Regions from separate parts of the Homo sapiens genome. Here region 1 is linked to region 2. Evidence: read pairs that join two places in POLR2A ChIA-PET (ENCODE). Cell type or tissue: MCF 10A. All regions are shown on one strand. Each heading gives the region's core, and the rest is flanking DNA. Links, peaks and the distances in the headings are about the cores only. Region 1 overlaps COL28A1 (collagen type XXVIII alpha 1 chain). Region 2 overlaps COL28A1 (collagen type XXVIII alpha 1 chain).

What was found. Peaks named below come from ENCODE experiments on the same cell type or tissue, not always from the same donor. Only the 100,000 strongest peaks of a DNase experiment are listed, where the experiment ranks them.
Region 1: POLR2A ChIA-PET joins it to region 2 with 7 read pairs; 8 of 35 experiments call an interaction of 5 or more read pairs at or near these places.

Annotation. Positions count from the first base shown.
Region 1 is chr7:7,495,207-7,502,240 of GRCh38, forward strand. The region is part of intron 11 of COL28A1 (collagen type XXVIII alpha 1 chain); the gene reads right to left. Among named protein-coding and RNA genes, the nearest start is that of COL28A1, 37 kb to the right of the region's middle. In MCF 10A, for the core only: no CTCF peak of the experiment used is centred there; no DNase peak of the experiment used is centred there.
Region 2 is chr7:7,442,671-7,449,704 of GRCh38, forward strand. It overlaps COL28A1 (collagen type XXVIII alpha 1 chain), which reads right to left. Exons shown (of 35, transcript NM_001037763.3): 19 at 1,748-1,819; 20 at 915-983. Among named protein-coding and RNA genes, the nearest start is that of COL28A1, 90 kb to the right of the region's middle. In MCF 10A, for the core only: no CTCF peak of the experiment used is centred there; a DNase peak (open chromatin) is centred at 4,141.

The sequences.
Region 1 (7,034 bases), core at 1,843-6,842, 53 kb after region 2:
GTATTAATTATTTTTTTACCATCTTTTAATGCTAAGTCTTTGAAATCTGATGTGTATCTTATACTTACAGCACATCTCAATTTGGACCAGCCACATTTCAAATGCCCAGTAGACACATGTGGCTACCTTATTGGGCACTGCGGTTTAGAGTGATTAATGAGGTTGAAGGCTCAGGTCAGTACCATGAACAGTACCAACATTTAAGTCAGGTGGGAGTGGAAGAATACAAAGATGTCTTGTGGGGAGTTGGGGAAAAAGAGAATTTCAAAAAGAGACTCATCATTTCCAAAGATAAATTGTCATCTTTCACTCCCCAATATAGTCATCTTCCAGCCCTTCCCACCTCAGGGAAGGGCACCAGAATCCCTCCTGTGTCAAATGGGAACCTAGGGGTCATTCATGACACCTCCCACTCCCTCTGCCACCATATGCAACGCATCCCAACACCTATCAGTATGCCTCCTAAATATCTCTCAAATCCATCCACTTCAGTCCTCTACCACGCGTCTCCAGTCTACAGCAAACTGATAATACCTCTTGTTCAGAGTACAACAAAGCCCTTAGTACTCTACTTGCACCCACTCTAGCATGCTCCAATTTATTCCCTCCATTGCTGCAGAGCAATTTTTTAATTTTAATTTTAATCTGAGTAAAACCTTCTGAGGCCTTTCCCAAAGACAGAGCTCCTTACAAGGCCCTGCCTCTCCAATCCATCTGTCATCAGTCACCTCTTTACTCCCCACCCCAGCAACATTGGCTTTTGTTGAATTCCTTGTACTTGCCTTGCTCCTCCTGCCACAGGATCTTTGCACAGTCTATTCTGTCTGTCTGGGATGCTCTTACCTTTCTCTTTCATAGTGATTCTTACCCTTCAGATCTTATTTTAAGCAGCATGGCTTCAAGAAGGGTTTTTCTGATAAGATGAAATCACTATTTTAGTATTGATAGCACTGTTTTCCTTTTTTTTCTGAGCATTCATTACAAGTTGCAACTTTGCATTTAATGTTCTCCATCTCCTCCCCACTAGACTGTGGGGATGATGCATATGATTTTGTTCAGCTTTGCATTCTCAGTGTTTAGCTCATTACTATAATTCACTCAATCATCCATGCACCAGACATTTACTGAGCATTGACTAGGGAGCAGGGGCTCTGCTAGCTGTGGGAGGTGAACAAAACTGGAAAGCTGTTCTGGGCTGAGGAGCTGTGGGTCTAGAAATGCTCCTCTGCAGTTCCCTGTGGTTCACTTAGGTTTTCAACTAGGAGCAACTGTATATAAATTACATAATGATATCAAGTACCTATTACACAATTTCTCCTACCAATTCACCCAGACACAATTAATCTTTTTTTTTAGCTGAAAGAGTAATGAAACCACAATGAAGAGGAAAATTCAGCTGAGAAAACCGACTAACACTCCGTATCCCTGGCACTGATTCTAACCAAAAGCAAATCCTTCATTTCTCTAAGACAATACATAACAAATGGTTATCCAAGACTGAATTATTTGTGGACAGAACTTTACACTTTTTTTGATAATACAATTATGAACAATTTTATCATATTTTCTTAACATTACAAAGATGTTTTAGCAACTTTTAAAAATCATTTCCCAGATATGCATGGGACCAACTTTAATATTTTAAGTTTTATTGCAAATATTCTAATACTTTTCAAATGGAAGAAAATGATGGATGAACATTTTGTAGGTGCAGAATGGTTCAAGTATGGCCAGGATACATTCTCAGCTGAAACTCAGTGAAGTGATGACTGTATACAGAGACTTGGGAGAAAGGTCAAGAAAGCCTCCTTTTGGAAAGAGAGGAAGGAAGGAAAGGAGGGAGGGAGGGAGGGAAGAAGGAAGAAAGGAAGGAAGAAAGGAAGGAAGAAAGGAAGGAAGGAAGGAAGGAAGGAAGGAAGGAAGGAAAGAAGGATCAATATTTATCAAGTACTTGTTAAATCAAGCTCCATTTTTAGCACCAAGTTTCTCATTTCAGAGGAAGTGTTGTGTTATAAAAGGCTTGTTTTTAGAAAATTTACCAGAATAAACTTGGTCTACATTAGTATAAAGTTGTCAAAATGCTTAACTACTTAATTAAAATTACCAACACATATGGCACTTACTATGCAAGAAGTGCTGCTCTATGTGACTGACGTGTATTAACTCATTTAATCCTCACCACAGCTCTAAGAAGTAGTTACTGTTATTAACTTACTGCATGGATGAAAAGATTGAGTCATAGGGAGGTAAAGTAACTTGCCCAAATCATAGAGCCAATAAAATATAGGACTGGGTTTGAAACCCAGCAGTTTGAGGTTAAACCCAAATCTTAATCACTATGCCAAACTGCCTCTTGAAACTTTTTAATTCTTCTTTTAAAGTATTTCAAAAATTGTATGACTGCAGACTAAATTCATATCTTTATTACAGGATGAAAAATACAAAAGTCATATAATTACAATCTACTCACAACTGAAAATCCATCATATGAAGACAAAGCATCTCTAAAATAAAATATAAGCCAAGGGGAAATATAATTTATCCAAGCTGATGCACATGCTATTTCAGGTACATAAAGTCTACTTGGTTGTCACTTAATGTTAAAAGTAATGTAAATTATAACTGGCAATACTGTGATCACACAAGGTAAATCTACATATAAACTGGTAAGTGAACTGTACTGAGTTTGGAACCACTATTATGTCAAATCTCCAACTAAAATCTTTTTTGAATACCAGCTATTTAGGTAAGAGAGAAAGTCCAGTCCATATACTCTACGTACTTGTGCTTTCTAAAGCAGAAAAAGACTCCATAATAACAATGAATTGGTGAAGAATATAATAAAAATTATATTGAACCACATTTTAGTAACTCTTAACTCACCTTCTAGAATGCTATTAGGTTTAACCACATAAAATTGACAATATTTGATCATGTTTGGCCTACAAACATGGCAATTCATGTGTTTCAACTAATAGGAAAGTCATACTTCATTATATATAACAAAATCTGAGAAAATGCAAGTCATTTTCTCTGAAAGGAAGGACCAGTCAGCAGCCCATTAGGAGAGCTTTTGAGAATCGCAGCTCTAGAAGACACTGTTTAGAATCCTCCAGCACAAAATGAGTTGCTGGTAAAAATTCAGGGTGGACATGCTCCATTAACCTAAAAACAAGGCCACTGATTTATGAGAGCAGATGGGTGTATATGACAGCGTGATAATGTTTCTTCAAAACTTACCCTTGGAGGCTGGGAGGAGGGAAACATGGGGAGTTATTGGTTAATGGGTACAGAGTTTATGTTGAGACAATGAAAAACTTTTGGGTATAGATACTGGTGATGGTTATACAACACTGTGAATGTATTTAATACCACTGAATTACATACTTATAGATGGTTCAAATAATAAATATTATGTTATTATATATTTTACCACAATAAAAACACCCTTGGAATACAATTAATTTTCTCTGTTGCAAACTTGCTATTGCAACTTACTTGAAATAAATAAGGACATTGATGTAATTACAAAGAAAACATTCTGACATCCCTCTGAAGACACTGCAGTGGCTGATTCTGTTCCATTTTAGTGCCCCCTTTGACTATGCATGCAGTTTAAACTCAGCCACTTTGTGGGAAATGTTGGCAGCATTTTCAGTTCCTTGGTCCATCAGAGCTTTTACCTGACAATCTACACACACACGCACACACACACACACACAGAGTATATATACCCCATCTGCTGAGAACCACATGCATCAGCTATTTGGGAATAGAAATCATCTACCTTGAAGCTATTGGCTGACATCCCACATGTTCTGGCAGCCACTTCAAGTTGTCACTATCAGTTGTCTCATGTCAAACGAGTTAATAAGCTCATTTAGAGTCTTGGTGGGCAGATGTGCATGTAGGTCAAAGCCTTTTCTACAGCAAGAATTGCTGGATTACTAATGATTCTTTCCCTTTAATTAGGCCCAGAACAGAAATAGCATTCAGACTTTGACGTCTTTGAAGGAAAAACGTTCACATCGTTTGGCGGCTTGGCTATGAGTCTTCATTTAACAGTTATTTATAATTAAAATTGTAAAGGGATTCTTCCTATACACTGAGCAGTCACAACCCTTGTTCAAAATTGTTGTCCTGCCAGAAGAACCAGAAAGCAAATTACTGTTTTTGGACAACTAGAAAAGCTGACATGTTCAAGTACCCTACACTTAAAATAGTTTATATGAAGCCAAAAATACAGTCATTCTGTTAAGAGAATTGTGAACTTAAAACAGTTTTTTGTTTGATTAATTATTCTTTACCAAGAAATGTAGGAATCTACATGTTTTCACTTGATTTACTTCACTTCAAGTGATAAATTATAAGGAATTATATCCTGTTACAAATCATGACTTTTTAAGTGGTTGAAAGCAACATCATGATGTTAGGAAATTGTTAGGTTTTTGACTTATATAAGAACTGAAATATATCTACACAAGATGCTTGTTTGAGGAGAAAGTTTAAAATTCTTTATAATTGTTCATATTTGTGATGTTGAACTACTTCCAACCCATAACTGGAAACATTAGTTATGTTTAGTAGGTTGACCTAGCTACTAAGCTAATTTTGAGCCAAACCAAGTACTTAAATAATGACCAAAACAATAATGTATTTTTAAAACTACTAAATCTTCATTAGTGATTTCTATTCTAACGAAAATACTGGCATAGAAAATGTAAGACTCTAAGTTGTACACAAGAAAGTGTAAAAAATACAAATTAAACCCCAAGTCTTCATGCCACTTTTAGAAGAAAGTAGAAGTAACACATTGGATTGTTTAATGCACAGGAAGCTTTTGATGGGGTATGTCAACACTGTCCTGTTTGTCTTTATTACCCAACTATGTTAGAAGAATGGTCAATGTTCCCGACTGTTACATCCTTCTCTCTGGTTTGCTCCACAACTCATTGCCATCTCCTTGACCCTTCTACTGAAATTATTCTTTTGAATCTTCCCAATGACCTCAATATTGCCAAATTAAGTTACCACATAGGCAACTGCCCACATAACCTGTCTTCAGTATGATACTGTTGACCACTCATGCCATTTAAAACCTTTTATTCACTCATTCATTCAAGAAATACTTGTTGCTTCATGTAACTGTGTGTGAATTAGTGTGCAAAGCAGAATTTTTGAATCTCCCAGATAGTGGTGTTCCTGACCCATTGTTCCCAAATCTTCTGATTTAGACTTTTCAAAAATAGTGATAGACCTGCTCATATCTGTCCAGTTCTTCTGCCAATGGTTCCTATCTGAAAGAAGACTAGGAATGATTAACGGTATAATACATGGAAGCTCAAAGGAGAGAAACTTGATTAGCACACTTCCAGCTCCCAGAAATATCCACACATGCATTCCTAATATCATATCTGAAAGGAAGACAGCCAGCCCTCTTACCAAAACCCTTTTTCATAGAACACTTTGAAGAAAACAGGATGTTGTGTAGGGACGTTTAGCATGCTTACAGTTTTAAGTTCAGGGTCTGTACATCTAGCTCTTGTTTACTGAATCTCCTCATTAGTATATCATTAACCTGAAAAATATATCCTTTGCTTGGGAACCTCAGAAACTGGGATGGAAGCTTGAAAAAGTAGGGTTCGGAAAAGTAGGGTATCCAAAAACTGTGGTGTGGTGCAAGCTTCAGGGTGAACTAAATATATCATGTACTACCCTCATCGCCCTCACTGCAACGAACTCCTCTTCAAACATGGTTGTAGTTCATTCACTAACAGTAGGTCTTTTGTCCATTTGGGATGAATGTTTGTGTCATTTACCCTGACCATATCCATTTATTAAACTGGGCCAGTCTAGTGCTATTTCTCTATGGATTTTCTTAATATCTCAGAAGTTTAAATTGAACATAAAGTAAGACCAAGTCTCATAGGTAAAAGAATGCTAAGTTTCTTACACTTGACTGTACAGCAAGAAGAAAACACTTAGGACAAATATCCTGCAGGAATATTATGAACGTCCTAGAGTAGAACAATGGAAGGAGTTAGGAGAAGGGAGGCAATTCATTTTTTAAGATAAATATACAATACTGCAGTATTTTTTAACTGTTTGAGGATTAGCATATGGTACTTTCCCTTGGGAAAAAACATGAGGGATATCTCCTTGTGCCCTTTAGGCCTTGAAGCTCTAATGCTGGGGTACTTCGAAATGTCACCAGCTGCTTCCTGCACACGCCACTGTGCAGTCCCTCCTCCCAAGGCACAAAGAGAGTCTTGGAAAGAGTGGATTTGCATGAGATTTGAGAAGGAAATGCCCTTCAGAAATAACCTCAGAAAGACATCAAGAAAATGGCAAAAATTACCTAATATAGGCTGGGCAAACCCAGTGTTCCACTGTGTTGATTTATTCAAAATTAGTTTTGGTAACTTGTCCTCTGTGACTTGAAAGGCCTACCAATCATAAGCCATTCTTCCTAGTAATTAAAGGCCTTTTTCAAGGGTCACATGTGATTGCAACCTGAGCCACCATGACAGCCCCATGGAAGGCAGCAGCGTTGGGTTTTTAGGGGTTCAGTCTTTCCTCAGAGCATAGCGCTGTCTCCTGAGTCACAATTTCAGTTTGGTCTCAGGGATAAGGCTTCTTGGGCACTTGTGTGATTACAATTCTAACTGATTTCCGAGACTATTGAGACGTTCCGTTTTTTTTCTTTTGAGACAGAGTCTCGCTCTGTCACCCCAGCTGGAGTGCAGTGGTGCAATCTTGGCTCACAGCAACCTCTGCCTCCCGGGTTCAGGCAACGCTCTGCCTCAGCCTCCAGAGTAGCTGGGATCACAGGCGCCCGCCACCACGCCCGGCTAATTTTTGTGCTGTTAGTAGAGACGGGGTTTCACCATCTTGGCCAGGCTGGTCTTGAGTCTTGAACTCCTGACCTCGTGATCCACCTACCTCGGCCTCCCAAAGTGCTGGGATTACAGGCGTGAGCCACTGCGCCTGGCTGAGATGTTCTTATGAATGCCACAAGATGACCTTCCTGTGTG
Region 2 (7,034 bases), core at 1,150-6,149:
CAAATTTTATTTTTACTTGACTTGTATATAATCCATAACAATCTTTACATGGGAATTGATAACTACACATAAAAATAGAAAGAAGCCCAGGCGCGGTGGCTCACACCCATAATCCCAGCACTTTGGGAGGCTGAGGCAGGTGGATCATGAGGTCAGGAGTTCCAGACCAGCCTGGCCAATATGGTGAAACCCCATCTCTACTAAAAATACAAAAATTAGCTGGGTGTGGTGGCACACACCTGTAGTCCCAGCTGCTTGGGAGGCTGAGGCAGGAAAATCGCTTGAACCCGGGAGGCGGAGGTTGTAGTGAGCCAAGATCGTGCCACTGCACTCCAGCCTGTGGGACAGAGTGAGACTCCGTCTCAAAAAAAAAAAAAAAATTGCAGGAAGACCTGGAATCTTAGGGGCTATAGGTTATGTCACTAGTTGTCTTATCCTATTGATGAATTTGTATAGTCTCATCTTAACATATAAAAATGTTATTCAACTAGCATTTCTACAGTGGTTAAAATAGATTTATGCCAAGTTGTGAAGTGAAATGGCCATTCAATAAAGTGATATTTCTTATTGCATGAGATTTTATAAAGAAAATTTATGGACTGTCAAATCTCAACGATGTATCTCAAGGCTTCTTTTCCTTCCTATGTGTTTTTTAAATGTCAATCTGACCATTTATTGAGAAAACGTGTGTCAAACTCTTCTCTATGCTGGGTCTTACAATAGACGTTAGGAAAATAAAAGTGAATCATATACGCTTGCTGTCTTCCAAAAGCTTCCAAGACAGTATTCATACTTTTAAGCCAGACATAAACACATTGACATAGTAAGAATAACAATCAAATTTCTTCTAAGTTGGCTCCTCAGTATGAGGACCAGAACACAGGCTGCTTCCACCAACACTGTCATTTCCATACCTTGGGGCCAGGCTGTCCTTTTCCAGGTGGTCCTTCTGGGCCTCTTGCTCCCGGAAGCCCCGCTTCTCCCTAGAGAAAATGACACTGATGTGTTAGCTGACCCTCCAGTAGACAGACTGTACGTATCATCCCACCTTGTCTCCTTTTATCATTAGTGGATTCAGCTGAGACTCTCCAAAACACACCATACCTTCACTCTAGTCTCAAAATCAATTTGGAAGTTTATAAACTTGAAATAAAGTAACATCAAACTCCAGTTTAACTCAGAGCAGCTGCAATATCATGAAAAAGTAATTTATCAGCCAATTTCCAAAGCAATAAGCTCATTTTCTTTTGGCTCTTCATTCGCATTTGGTAGATTTTTTAAAAAACAGGGAAGACCTTCAGCCTTTCCATCTGCTGTTTTTTTTTTTTTTTTTTTTTGCTACTTTTACTGAAAAATGAGTATTTCAAATGTCAACACAAAATACTTCAGGAAATCTTTACAAAGGCCTTATTTCCTGTATGCATTTACAGACTTGCCTCTTAGGGGGAGGCGGGGGGAGTGGCTTTCTCTTAAGTTTAAATTAATGTGCTTTCTAGAAATCCTGAAGAAACTAGGCCATAACCAAAACACCAGACAGAAGGCAGAGGATGTGAGACACTATCTCAGCCTTTGAATAGGCCACTCCTTCTCTCAGGGAGAAGTGGAAAGGGACATTTGGGATTGTGAGATATTTTTTCTTAAAGAAACTAAGTTTGTCCTGAATGGTTTTATTCGAGCTCCTGCAGGACCAAGATATCAGTTTGGTTCAACAGTTCCTACTCCAGTAATACGAAAAACTTGGTGTTACCTTCTTCCCTGCAGCTCCATCTTCTCCTGGTACTCCTGGTTGTCCTGGGAGCCCTATTGAGCCTGGCTCTCCCTGGTGAATGAACAAATATTTTATTTCCCTAAAGTTCATACCTCCATTCTGAGGTACTTGCAATTGGATGTATCTTACAGTGTCTGAGAAAAGCCTCCGAGAAATCTCATTAGCAATTAATACTAAACTATTTGATCTTGGGAAGCTACTTAACATCCCTAGGCCTTAGTTTTTGATTCTATTTTTATGGGCTGAATTGTGACCCCAAAAAGATATGTTGACATCCTAACTCTTTGTACCTGTGAATGTAACCTTAATTGGAAACATGGTCTTTGCAGATTTAATCAAGTTAAAATGAAGTCATTACAGGGGGGCCCTAATTCAGTATAAAAGGTGATATAATTTGGCTCTGTGTCCCCACCCAAATCTTATTTGAATTGTAATTCCCAGTGTTGGAGGAGGGGCCTGGTAGGAGGTGATTGAGTTATGGGGGTGGACCTCCCCCTTGCTGTTCTTATAATAGAGTTCTCATGATATCTGGTTGTTTAAAAATGTGTGTGTAGCATGCCCCACTTCACTCTCTCTCACTCTCCTGCTCCTCCATGTGAAGATGTGCCTGCTTCCCCTTCACCTTTTGCCAGGATTGTAAGTTTCCTGAGGCCTCCCCAAAAGTCAAGCAGATGCCAGCATCATGCTTCCTGTGCAGCCTGCAGAACTGTAAGTCAATTAAACCTATTTTCTTTATAAATTACCCAGTCTCAGGTAGTTATTTAAAGCAATGAGAGAATGGACTAATACAACGGGTACTATAAGAAGAGGAAAATGCCTCTTGAAGACAGACACACAGGGAGAGCACCATGTGATAAGAGAGGCAAAGACTGGAGTGAGCGTCTGCTAGGCAAGGCATGCCAAGGATTGACAGACACCCTGAGAAGCTAAGATGAGACCAGGAAGCAATCTCCCTTACAGGTTTTGGAAGAAGCATAACCCTGCAGACTGATTTTGGACTTCTAGCCTCTAGAACTGAGAGACAATAAATTTCTGTTGTATTAAGGCACTCAGTTCCTAGTACTTTCTTACATCAGCTCTAGAAAACTAATATAAAAGTGAAATAACAAATTTGTGCCCTAACAACACTTCCAGCTCTAATATTCAGTAATTCCACTTGCTTTCGAGTTAATTTACGATTAGTAATAAATCCTTTAAAATGTTCAGGAAAAAAATATGCTACTTTCAATCAGTTTAAAGCATCTTTATGGCATTTATTAATAGCAACAAAATGGAAAATAATTGAAAGCAACTTCAACTAACCTAAACAAGCCAGTGAAAAAAAGCACAGTAAATCTAACACTAAGTAGATGGAATGATAAAGATGAGAGAAGAAAATAATAAACTTGAAAACAAAAAGTAAGAAGATTCATAAAACTTAATGCCTTTTTTTTTTTTTTGAGATGGAGTTTCGTTCTTGTTGACCAGGCTTGTTCAGTGGTATGATCTCAGCTCACCGCTACCTCCGCCTCCCGGGTTCAAGTGATTCTCCTGCCTCAGCCTCCTGAGTAGCTGGGATTACAGGCATGTGCCACCACACCTGGCTAATTTTGTATTTTCAGTAGAGACGGGCTTTCTCCATGTTGGTCAGGCTGTTCTTGACCTCCTGACCTCAGGTGATCCGCCTGCCTCAGCCTCCCAAAGTGCTGGGATTACAGGTGTGAGCCACCGTGCCTGGCCAGTAATGCCTTTTTAAAAACTAATAAAAGTAAATAAATTTCTAATAGGAATGATGAGAAAAAACCTAGAATAATAGGTTTTTTAAAAGATATCAATAAACAATATCAAAAATGAAAGACATAACTATATATATAGTAAAAATGTTTTAAGTCATAGAAAATTGGTGATAATTTTTTCAAATGTATTGGAAAACAATAATAATCTTTGAGAAAAATATGAATTATATAAATGCTGTAAAAAGAAATGAACAAGCTAGATAAACCAATAATATTAAATAAATTGAGTCAGTGATTAAAAGTCTCTACTTTCTCTCTCTCCAAGATCACAAGCTTAGTTGGTTTTACAGTCAAGACTTACCAAACTTCTAAACTTTTGAAGAACAGTTATTCCCTATCTTATACAAACATTTCTAAAAAAAATAGAAAAGAGGGACGTCTACCTAATTTATTTTATGAGGCTTATAAAGCCTTTTCAAAAACAATTATACAATGGCAAGACAAGAAAACAAAATTATAGACCATTCTCCCTATGAGACATAGCACAATTTAAGCTTCCAATCAAATGCTTTAATTTCTTCCAGTGCCTGTACAAAGTTTCCAGGTCATAATGCAGGGATTGAGAAACCAGGGCAAGTTCAGGCATCTCTCTAAGGAGACAAACATGCATCTGGGTGAACCAAGGTATCAAAAGTTCACAGAGTAGATTACCAGAAAGAGTTACACAGAGAAAACTATAAGTATCTGCTGAGCATCCATCTTGAGTATTCAGCTGAATATTGCTCAGTACATGTGTGTGAAGAAACTACCCAAGGCCAGGAAAACAACCAACTTAAAGGATTAGAGAGAACTGACATTGAACCAGGAATAGTGCCTATTTCTACTGGCAAGAAATAAAACCTCACAATTCTGAGGGCATAAATTGGAGTTCTAAAAAGGGTCTTACCTCAACAGTGGGAAAAAATTAACCCTAGACTAAATGTTGCTGTAGTCTTACCTAATAAAACTTAAAAGCAAGACCCAAATGGGTCAATCTGTTTTCAAGTAACTAAAAAACATCCAAGAACAAAGCTCAAAATAGAGGAATACAAAAATATCCAACACAATAAAAGGTAAAATTCACAATGTGGGGCATTCAATAAAAAAGTATTCAGCCTGTACATGCCTGTAATCCCAACTACTCAGGAGGCTAAGGCAAGAAGACAGCTTGAGCCCAAGAATTCAAAGCAAGCCTAGGCAACATAGCAAGACCCCATCTTTTAAAATATTAATATTAATAATAATATTTAATTTAAAAATAAAAAATAGGCGTTCAAAAAGGCTGAAAAATATAGCACTTTGTGTTGAGAAAAATCAATCGATTGAAACTTATCCAGAAATAACACCAGTAGTAGAATTAGGAGGTAAGAACATTAAAACAGTTATTATGACTATACTCCATACAGTCAAGAAACCAGAGGAAATTTAAAGCATGTTAAATAGACAAATGGAAGATATATGAAGGATACAAATTAAAATTTTAGATTTGAAAATTATGATGTATGAGATAAAAAACACTGGACAGAATTAAAAGCTGATTAGTGTCATGGAAGAAAAGATTAGTGAACTAACACATATAGCAATAAAAGCTATCCTAAATTAAACACAGAGAGAAAAGAGACTGAAAAAGAATGAGCAGAGCACCAGTGAACTGTGAAATAACCTGAAACATCCAAATAGCCAGGCCAACATTACTAAAGCCCATCTCTACTAAAAAATACAAAAATTAGCCAGGAGTGGTGGTGCCGCCTGTAATCCCAGCTACATGGGAAGCTAAGGCACTAGGATCTCTTGAACCCAGGAGGCAAGGCTGCAGTGAGTCAAGAGCATGCCACTGCACTTCAGCCTTGGTGAAAGTGAGACTCTATCTCAAAACAAAAATAAAATCCAAAGATAAGTAACACTGGAGTTCCTGAGGTGAGGAATTGCTATTTCAAGAAATACTGGCCAAATATTTTCCAAATTTGATGAAAACTATAACTCATAGATCTAAGAATATCAGTGAACCAAGAATACCAATGAACTTCAAGCACAAGAAACATATCTAAGGCACATTATAATCACACCACTCAGAACCCATGATGTACAGGAAATCTCAAAAGCAGCCAGAGAAAAAAAGACATGTTGTGTAGAGAAACAAATATAAGGATAACAACACATTTCTCATCAGAAACAATGCAAGTGAGAAGACAATAGAACAACATCTTAAAAGTACTAAAAGGAAGAAAAAGCAACTGCACACTATAATTCTATAACCAGAAAAAATAATAAGCAAAGATTTTTTTTTTGGAAGTTGATTTGGCAATTTCTTGGAAAGCTAAATGAATACCTACCTTCTGACCTAGCCATTTGACTTCTAGGTGTTTACCCAAGAAAAATAAAAACAAATGTCCATACAAACACATATAAAAATGTTCATTTATAACATTTTATTTATGATAAAATTTATAAAAATTTATAAAATTTATTTAAAATTTTTATTTATAATATTCCAAATCTGGAAAAAAACAAAATTTATACACAGGTGAATGGATAAATAAATTGTGGTATATCCATATAATACAATACTATTCAGCAATACAAAGGAATGAACTGTTCATATATATGCTACAACATGGATCTTAGATTTTGCTGCATTAAAAGAAGCCAGAAAATATCATATAGTATATAATTCCATAAAAATCTAGAAAATGCAAACTAGTCTATGATGACAAAAAACAGATCAATGGTTAGCAGATAATTGGAAAGCAGATCTGTGGGAAGCCTATTAGTGAACATAGAAGAAGTTACAGAGGGATAGAAGGACAGATGGTAACTTCTGAGGGTTACAGAAATATTTATCATCTTGATTGCAGTAATGATTCCAAGGGTATACACATATCTCAAAACATCAAATTGTATACTTTAAACATGTGCATTTATTATATGCCAATCAGATAATACAGTTATTAAAATAAAAGCAAAAATCCTGAATAAAAGATTAGTCAGTTGAATGATCATCATAAAAAAGTACACATAATGAATTGAGTTTATCTCAAGAATGCAAGGATGGTTTGACATCTGAAAACTCTGTAAATGTAATGTATCGTATTAACAAGTTAAAAGTGGAAAACAACACAATTATCTTAGTAGATGCATAATTTGATAAAATCCAGTAATCATTTATATTTAATAAGTAACTTTTGGTACAACCAAAAAAGAAGGAAGCTTCCTTAACCTAATGAAGGGTATCTATCAAAAACTTTCAGCAAACATCACACTTAAGAGTGAAATTTTAGAAGCACTTCTTTTGAAGTCATTTCTTTTAAACATTGTACAAGTGATCCTAGCAGTACAAAATGATAAAAAAAAAATCAAAGAAGAGCTAAAAAATAATAGGCAAAACTTTATATTCAGACAGTATGATTGTGTACATAGGGACTGAAAAAGCAAGAGATTCCACAAACAGATTTCACAGGGTGGCTGGATACAAAATCAACATGCCAAAAAACAAAACAAAACAAAACAAAAAA